Regions from separate parts of the Homo sapiens genome. Here region 1 is linked to region 2. A link is a loop called in an ENCODE intact Hi-C map of the cell type or tissue named here. Cell type or tissue: CD4-positive, alpha-beta T cell. All regions are shown on one strand. Links, peaks and the distances in the headings refer to the core of each region. The heading gives the core; the rest is flanking DNA. Region 1 overlaps MIR4713HG (MIR4713 host gene). Region 2 overlaps TMOD2 (tropomodulin 2).

Region 1 (4,397 bases), core at 332-4,331, 610 kb after region 2:
TTGTTGCCATTTCTGGACATTTTTTTTTTACAATAAAGCAACATGGATGTGGAGTTTTAGGATGAGTATACTAAAGTTTCATTAAAATATAGTAATGTGGGCTAGACACAGTGGCTCACGCCTGTAATCCCAGCACTTTGGGAGGCTGAGCCAGGCGGATTACCTGAGGTCAGCAGTTCGCAACCAGCCTGGCCAACGTGGTGAAACTCCATCTATACTAAAAATACAAAAAATCAGCCAGGCATGGTATCAGGTGCCTGTAATTCCAGCTACATGGGAGGCTGAGGCAGGAGAATCGCTTTAACTCAGCAGGCGGAGATTGCAGTGAGCCGAGATTGTGCCATTGCACTCCAACCTAAGCAACAAGAGCAAAACTTCGTCTCAAAAAAAAAAAAAAGTAGCAATGTGCTATTGCACCTACACTTTCAAATTTCAAGTAGAAAACAATACTTCTGGTGATGCTGAGAAACTCAATACCATTCCTCAGAGAGCCGTGGCCATCAGCAGACAAATTTATTTGGGGGGTATTTTATCTGTTTCATCGCTATTACAAATGGATTCTTTTCTCCAATCTTGTCTTCTGCCTGATTGCTATTTATATATAGTTAAATGGGTTTATAGGTTCTCTAAGCATATTACTTAATGGGAGGAAGAGAATTTAATTTCTTTCTTATAACAATCACCAACCATAATGGTAGAAAATGAATCTCAGGCTACATACCAAAAAGAACTTCAGGCAGTTCTTTTTTCTTTTCTTGATAGAATGAAATATTAATAGAACATTCAGCAAATTGGCTTTTAGACTGTACATATAACTATTCAATAAGTAAATCTTAGAAAAAATAAAAACAGCTTCCACTTGTATTAACTGTATCAGCCCCAGTTAATACTAGTGATGAGATAGAGAGATAGAGGGGTGAGATATGGAAGAAGATTTTGCAGTACTTGTCAAAAGTTATAACCATACATCCACTTGGGGTGTGGCCTTTGCAATCGTTGCACTGCCTTAAAAAAACTCTTTTTTTGGCCAGGCACAGTGCCTCACACCTGTAATCTCAGCACTTTGGACGGCCATGCTGTGTGGCAGACCCCAGCAGCCCACAGCAGTGAAAAGTGCTCTCCATGCTAAGGTAGTGCCCAGCACAAGCCATGTAGACTCCAGCCTCAGCCAGCTCTGGACTCTAGGCTGACCATCACCACCCCGGTTTAACGGGACAATTAATAGCCTGCTTTCCGCCAGAGACAGAAGTGGAAAATCAACTACGGAGTTTTAACATTCTTTAATTATGGACACGACCAGCTTCAGGAAACCACTGATTTCATAATGGCCTCCTCCCAGTGAAGCAGCTGTTGGGCACATAATCCTGGGCACAAGGCACTCAGGGCACCGCGTTGGCTTCTTCACAGAATGGCCACTGGGGGTGCTTCCTGACTCCATAGGAGGGGCTAGAGCATGCCCCTCCACACTCAGTAAGCAAAGATGGATCCTCCTCAAATGTCGCATTTGCCACAAGAACCCTCCAAAGCTAGCATGCTTTTAAAAATTAATCAACTTTTTCTTCAAGAGCGGCCCCTTTTTAAAAGAGATCTATTGATGTACAACATTTGTAAAGTGATTTGCAATTTTCGGTCTCCCTTGCCCTCTCCTTATCCAGTCTTAAAATAACTTCAAGAGGGAGGTGTTATGCTAATCCTTAGTTTACAGGTGAGAAAGCTGAGATCAAGGAGGTTCAAAGGCTTGCCTGAGGTTCCACAGCTGGGAGACAGAAACGTCTATAATTGGCTGTGGCCCCTGGGGGTGGCCAACTACAGGGTGGCTGCTGCTATCTGGGTAGCACAGGGGAAAATAACAAAGTAAAATTGTCTGCTTCTGTTCACACAGCTTAAAAAAACCTCTGTCCATCTTCCAATGGTTGATAAAGCAACCTGCAGAGCAAGGCTTTGCTTCTGTTTTGTGTGGAAATCTAGGTAGGAGGAAAGAGACAAACGGTGTAGTGTCCCAAACCTCAGGAAAAGGCAGAAATAAACTCCATGAAACCACAGGAGAGAAGCTGAGACAGATTGACAGAACTCCGAAAGAGAAACTGCCAGAACCCAATGAGTCATGAGCTCTTAAACGGAAAATCAGGCTGCATAGTGCCTGCTTAGATAAAAGAGATAATTAGATCTTTTGTTTGTATATTTATCCTAAATGGCTTCTCCACTCTTTGACGATATCTTTGCTAAGATTTCCACTGTTTTATATAATGAAGTTTTATGGGATTTTTTTTTTTTCAAAGAGGAATCTATTTTTATAGAGCTGGAATATTGTGAGGCTAATTTTGTATCTCAAAAAAGCAGGCTCTCTGCAGGGGAGGCAAGTGAGTCTCTGTCGCCACCTAGTGGACATTGCTAAATGGGAGCCAGCGGAGAAGGCTCCCCATAGGCACTTGGAGCCCCCAGTCACATTGCACCAAGGACAGACATGTGACAGCCACTGAGGGGCCAAAGCAGTCTTAGCAGGCCAACCCACAATTGCGTGTCATTTCTGATTAGAAGCACATCTCATTTAAAAGATCTTCAAACATTGCTTTTAGCATTTGTACCTAGAGTGAAGCATCACAGATTAAGACCAGGTGTGGTCTCAGCTGGTCCATGTGTCCTGATCCCTGTCTGTTCTCCAACATTATTTTCATATATTCCCCTTAACCACAGTCCTGCTTTGTTGACTTCAACATTCAATCCAGTATATGGACCATTTGAGCTGACCATATTCTAGGTCCCAACCTGAAACTGGTTCTTTCTTCTGGCTTTCCAACCCTGCCTTCACCTATGACATGCCACCATGCTACTTCTCCAGCTACTAAGGCCTGTCATCTAGGCCTGTCTAGAAAGCCAAAAAAATATTTTTCACCCCTTTTCCTCCTGGAGCCACGCCCTGACCTTTATGGCCTGAATTCTGGATTCGTTCATTTATTCGACACGTTTTGACTGGACACCGACTGCTGTTATTTGCAGCTGCAGCATTGTAGAGAGAAGAGGCCAGTATGGCCAGTGGAATCAGGAGAGGACATCTTTACAGATGGCTTTAAATAGGCAGCCCAGGTGGAGAAGAAGAAATAGTTTCGTTGCTGGGCTTGAGCAGCATGATCTCTTTCCAGTTCAATCCACCATGCCTCCTCAACCTGACTTCTCTCCTTTATTCCTTGACTCAAAATCCTTCAAAGTTCCCTCCTGCATCCATGCAGCTCATCCAAGGAGTCTGCATTATCCTGTGCTCAGAGATACAAACAGGGGTGGGATTCAGTTCCTGACCTTAAATTGCTCAGCATGAGGAAGACAGACCAGCAGACCCAGGGTGTGGAGACAGCTGCCTAAGGCTGGGCTAATGAGTGTCTGGGGAGCCAGAGAGGGTGAGACCAATTCTGCTGGGCAGCAGGGAGAGGCTGGCCAGGGGAGGTTCCCAAGAGAAGGTGACATTCATACTGGATGCTGAAAGATGGATAGAAGTTTATCAGCAAGAGGAGGGGGAAGGAAATGTGAAGCAGAGAGCATTCTGGGCAGAGGGAATGGCAAATGAAAAAGCACAGAGTTATGGAAGAGTTAGGGGTCAGGGACATTGGTCCTTCTGCACACCCAGGAAAGGAGGTGCACAGCTAGGGCAATAATGACCCAGATTCCAACCACAACACTGGATGTGATGGCCATATGTTCATCCCCACCATGTGGGTTTAACATTCCTGAGGTTCCCTGAGGCAACAAGAACTAATAATGAGGTTTCAAATGAATACAATCCCATGCAGTCACTTTGAGTCTCATTTCCCCTGCCGCTGCACTGATCTGGCTGGGGTTGTCTGGGCCCAGCCATTGTCATCATCTCCGACTCTGGAAGCAAGGCTCATATCTACAAGTCACTGTGTGGACCGAACAGTGTGAGTTGTGGGACTGAGGCATTGATTTCCCAGCTGTGGCATTGGCAGATGATGGCTTAGATGAGTTTTCATCTTGCTCACTTTCAACTTGCTCTCAGTTACAGAGAGCTGCCTCACCGAAAGATATGTCCCCTTCCAATAGATAACCCCTTCCCATAGACAATCCACATCTAATAGATGGGTAGATGCAGGGGGCAAGGCCTGGACCCCTGGTTTTCGTACAGCAAAACTCTGAGGGACCATCCTAGATCCAGACCCCCAGTGGGATTGGCTGAAACCTTTGTCACATTTGCATCACGGCCCAACTCTGTCTTCCCAATGTTGATCCCAAGGGCATACTCCAGTCAAACTTCCACACACAAATCTGTCTCAGAGTCTGCTTTTCAGGGAATGATTCACAACAGATAGCTTAAGAAGCCTGGTTCCCATTCAAACAAGATCCTACAGGATGGACATAGACCCAGAGACCTCACTCAGAGGAAACTG
Region 2 (4,397 bases), core at 214-4,213:
AAAAAAAAAAAAAAAAAAAAAAGCTGTAATTTTCTATGAGTTTTCAAAGCACATGGATCACACTGTACTGACATGATCTGGTTATTGGTCCTTCCTTACCCTGGACAGATAAATTCCCTTGGGCAGGGACCATTTTCTTTCTTTCTTTTTTTTTTTTTAATTTTTAATTTTTTATTATTATTATACTTTAAGTTTTAGGGTACATGTGCACATTGTGCAAGTTAGTTACATATGTATACATGTGTCATGCTGGTGTGCTGCACCCATTAACTCGTCATTTAGCATTAGGTATATCGCCTAATGCTATCCCTCCCCCCTCCCCCCACCCCACAACAGTCCCCAGAGTGTGATGTTCCCCTTCCTGTGTCCATGTGTTCTCATTGTTCAATTCCCATCTATGAGTGAGAAGATGCGGTGTTGGTTTTTTGTCCTTGAGATAGTTTACTGAGAATGATGATTTCCAGTTTCATCCATGTCCCTACAAAGGACATTAACTCATCATTTTTTATGGCTGCATAGTATTCCATGGTGTATATGTGCCACATTTTCTTAATCCAGTCTATCATTGTTGGACATTTGGCTTGGTTCCAAGTCTTTGCTATTGTGAATAGTGCCGCAATAAACATACGTGTGCATGTGTCTTTATAGCAGCATGATTTATAGTCCTTTGGGTATATACCCAGTAATGGGATGGCTGGGTCAAATGGTATTTCTAGTTCTAGATCCCTGAGGAATCGCCACACTGACTTCCACAATGGTTGAACTAGTTTATAGTCCCACCAACAGTGTAAAAGTGTTCCTATTTCTCCACATCCTCTCCAGCACCTGTTGTTTCCTTGCATCCAAGGGATGAAGCCCACTTGATCATGGTGGATAAGCTTTTTGATGTGCTGCTGGATTCGGTTTGCCAGTATTTTATTGAGGATTTTTGCATCAATGTTCATCAAGGATATTGGTCTAAAATTCTCTTTTTTGGTTGTGGGGCAGGGACCATTTTCATCTTTGTACCTAAGCCTAGAACATTCCTGACACATAGTAGGTATTTAGTGGATGACTGATGAATGAATGAATAAAAAAGTCTAATTAATTGTACACGTCTATAGGAAACGTTGACATAGAAGATAGTGGTGTGGAATGTCCTGTGCACGTAAGTCCATGCCAGCGTGTCTTTCATGCCCTCTGAGGGAAGTGGACATTCAAATTCTAATGACAAGCATCTATTATTGAGACAAAAAGACACTCAAATAGAGAAGGGAACTTATTTAAGCTACTATAGTTGATTAAAACATCCTCAGGAACATGAAACGCTGCATTTTGTGATGACCAAGCAGTCTTATATCAGCAATTTTTTTTCATGAATATGGATTATACCATTTAATGCAGACCCATATATCAACAATTTCATCTTCTGACTAAACAGACCTACCAAGAAAGTGTTCTGGGCAACACACACTGATTTGTACTAGTTTCACCGCCAGATGGAGCTCTCATTGTCAGCTGCTCTGTTCTGGTTTGATTGCTCAAAGCCCAAGTGATCCTAGCAAAATGACAGAGTGTAAAGCCTGCAAGACTCAACAGGCCTCTCTCCTACCAGCAACTCTGGAGGCTCCAAAGCTTTACAAAACCACAGATTGCACATCAACTTACTTCTGACAGGTCCTTTGCCACCTTTATTGTTGGCTGTTTCTTCATCGAACTTTGGATTGTTGAGCAAATTGTGTACTCCAAGGACAGCTAAAAACAGTCAACAAATGAGCATTAAGTTTGGAGAAGCACATTAGGATGTCCACATTGTTAATTTGTCCCTTGAAGAACAATTCTTTACATCATAAAGATAAGTCCCTGAGTCCTCTTTCCTTGCACAGTGTGTGGTACATGTATAGCGTTAAATACACTTACAAAAACCTCCTTTCAAGACCACCAGAAATCTTCCTGTCTTTCTACGTCTCCACATGTAGAATCATTTAGGATCTGAGGAACAGTGGCTAATTATGGCCACAATTTACCGAAAATCTGCCTAGACCTCCTAGTTAAATAGGAAAACCTTTCAGTTTTCTCATCTGTAAAATGAGAAGGTGGGACTGAGACTAAGGGTTTTTAAGATCTAACATTATATAGATTACTGCATATATTTTTCCAGAGGCCTCTTTCAATGTCAGCCTCCTCATCTCTTAGTACCAAATATAATTGTCTCTAGAGCATGCCAGGGTGGGGAAAAAAAAGCAACATCAGCAAAGAAAAGGTCAGCTAAGCGTACTGATTTTCGGCTTCCTGTATTACACAGAACTTGCACCAGGAGGCAGCACAGAATGCAGGAAACAACACTGGGGAAGAATGAATGCGGGGCTGACTGAACCTGCAACTGCTACGCAGATTTCCCTTTGCTAATGAAATTCCAGGTGATACTGGCCACCTGAAGAAGGATCCCAGAAGGGATAATAATCTGTTGACAGGTGGCAGAGGAGTGCCTCTGAGATGCTTATCAGCTCTACTGTAAGCTACATATTGAAGGAGGGAGGCAGCTGGCACAGCACAAGAAAGGGCAAATGGTCAGAGCTAGCAAGGACCCGGTGAAGAGGGGGACTTGGGAGCAGTCAAGAATCCTGACTCTGACCACGTTAAACTGTGTGACTTGGGAAGTTGTTAAATGCCCGAGTCTCCGTTTCCTCATCTGTAAAACAGGGATAATAATTATACTTTATTACCAAGATTAAATGACTTTCTATGTGTCAGGCACTATTCTAAATGCTTTACAAATTCTTGTTAAATAAATAAGAATTTGCCACTGTGGGCCGGGTGCGATGGCTCATGCCTGTAATTTCAGCACTTTGGGAGGCAGAGGTGGGCGGATCACGAGGTCAAGAAATCGAGACCATCCTGGCCAACATGGCGAAGCCCCGTCTCTACAAAAAATAGAAAAATTAGCTGGGCGTGGTGGCGGGCACCTGTAATCCCAGCTACTTGGGAGGCTGAGGCAGAAGAATCGCTTGAACTCCGGAGGTGGAGGTTGCAGTGAGCCGAGATTGTGCCACTGTACTCCAGCCTGGGTGACAGAGTGAGACTCCGTCTCAAAAAAAAAAAAAAAAAAAAAAAAAGGAAAAAGAATTTGTCACTGTGTCTCTGTGAAGGGGACAGGAGAAGGAGAAGGTGTCCCATTTGATAAACACTGAGGCCATACAACAAACATATCTTCTTGCTCTGGCCCTATGCTCACCAAGTAACTTCTAATTATAATTTGGCTCCCATTGCCAGGTTTTCATTTTTATCTGTTATCTGTGAAATGGGCTAATGGATCAGTTCCCACCACTTTGCTCCAATCTGACTGCTTCTATATATACTGATAAGATCAAATTTCCAGTCCAGAGCTCCCACAGTTTAGGGCTGGGAACTAGACTCTGGATGGTGACCACACTGACACCCAGCCAGTGTAAGAGGTGCTGTTTTGCAGGTCAACTACCACTCCCTTGAAGAACTTTCTGTCTGCTCTCTATCTGCCACAATAACATGGGCAATATGCCGACACTCTTTCTTATCTAAAACTCAATGGCTGCCAGCTCATCTGCCCATGGGGCTGCCTTCAATCTTCCAGAAGGGCCCACCCTAAAGATGCTGCCAACAGCCCCAGCCAGGCTTCCTTCTGAATTCCTAGGGAACACAGGACGAGGGAGGGAAGCTGAGTAAGGATGAACGAGGACAGTTTTCTATTTGGATTCTCTCTCTGGTTTTACTGTATGAATTTCAGGATCTAGTATCTTCCAAATAATTGGTGTTTTTCTCTTTTTCCTTTCTCAAGGCATTACCTGGGAATTCAAGTTCAGCCCTGCATTCTCCCTCTGGGCAATTCTGGTAGAGACCATGAGGCAACCCCTGGGAGGAGCAGTAGCCATAACAGGATCCCTCCACAGCAACCCCAGGGCTAAGACCAGTGGGTGCAAAACACCTTCTTTACCAGGTGACGCCATCGCCTCAACTCCTGCAGTGGTCAATATGGTCAATATTAAGTTCACAAACATGGGAACTTCCTGACATCATCACAGAAGGAATGAAAATGCAGTTGGGGTGGCTGGTACATTTTAGAATAAGGCTGGTTCTCCTGGGAGGAAAGAGGTTATTATTCTATGTCTTCCAATGGAATAAAAATTCTTGCTAAAGCTGTGGACTGGTTTTTAAAGCACCTCTATCCTGTGGTCATCTAATAACCCTGTGTATGTAGAAGGAAGATCTAATATATAAATCTACTGGTAGATGCAGAAAATCTTTCTTGAAGGCTGTACAAGACATGGGAGTGGGCCTAGGTAATTCAGGTCGAGAGACTTACTTTTCATTACACATTCTTTTGTACTCTTTGACCTTTTTCTATCTGCATTTTAAATAATAATAATTATTATCATGTTGCT

What was found. Hi-C counts contacts between places; a loop is a spot of excess contacts. Peaks named below come from ENCODE experiments on the same cell type or tissue, not always from the same donor. Only the 100,000 strongest peaks of a DNase experiment are listed, where the experiment ranks them.
Region 1: a loop joins it to region 2, with 19 times the contacts of the local background. A loop is called at or near these places in 3 of 110 quality-filtered maps.

What each region holds. Positions count from the first base shown.
Region 1 is chr15:51,161,027-51,165,423 of GRCh38, reverse strand. All of the region lies in intron 1 of MIR4713HG (MIR4713 host gene), which reads right to left. Among named protein-coding and RNA genes, the nearest start is that of TNFAIP8L3, 68 kb to the right of the region's middle. In CD4-positive, alpha-beta T cell, for the core only: a CTCF peak has its summit at 2,381 (motif pointing left); a DNase peak (open chromatin) is centred at 2,393; H3K27me3 peaks cover 977 bases.
Region 2 is chr15:51,774,269-51,778,665 of GRCh38, reverse strand. It overlaps TMOD2 (tropomodulin 2), which reads right to left. Exons shown (of 10, transcript NM_014548.4): 5 at 1,648-1,734. Among named protein-coding and RNA genes, the nearest start is that of TMOD2, 25 kb to the right of the region's middle. In CD4-positive, alpha-beta T cell, for the core only: CTCF peaks have their summits at 1,258, 1,462 (motif pointing right) and 2,284 (motif pointing right); DNase peaks (open chromatin) are centred at 1,485 and 2,305.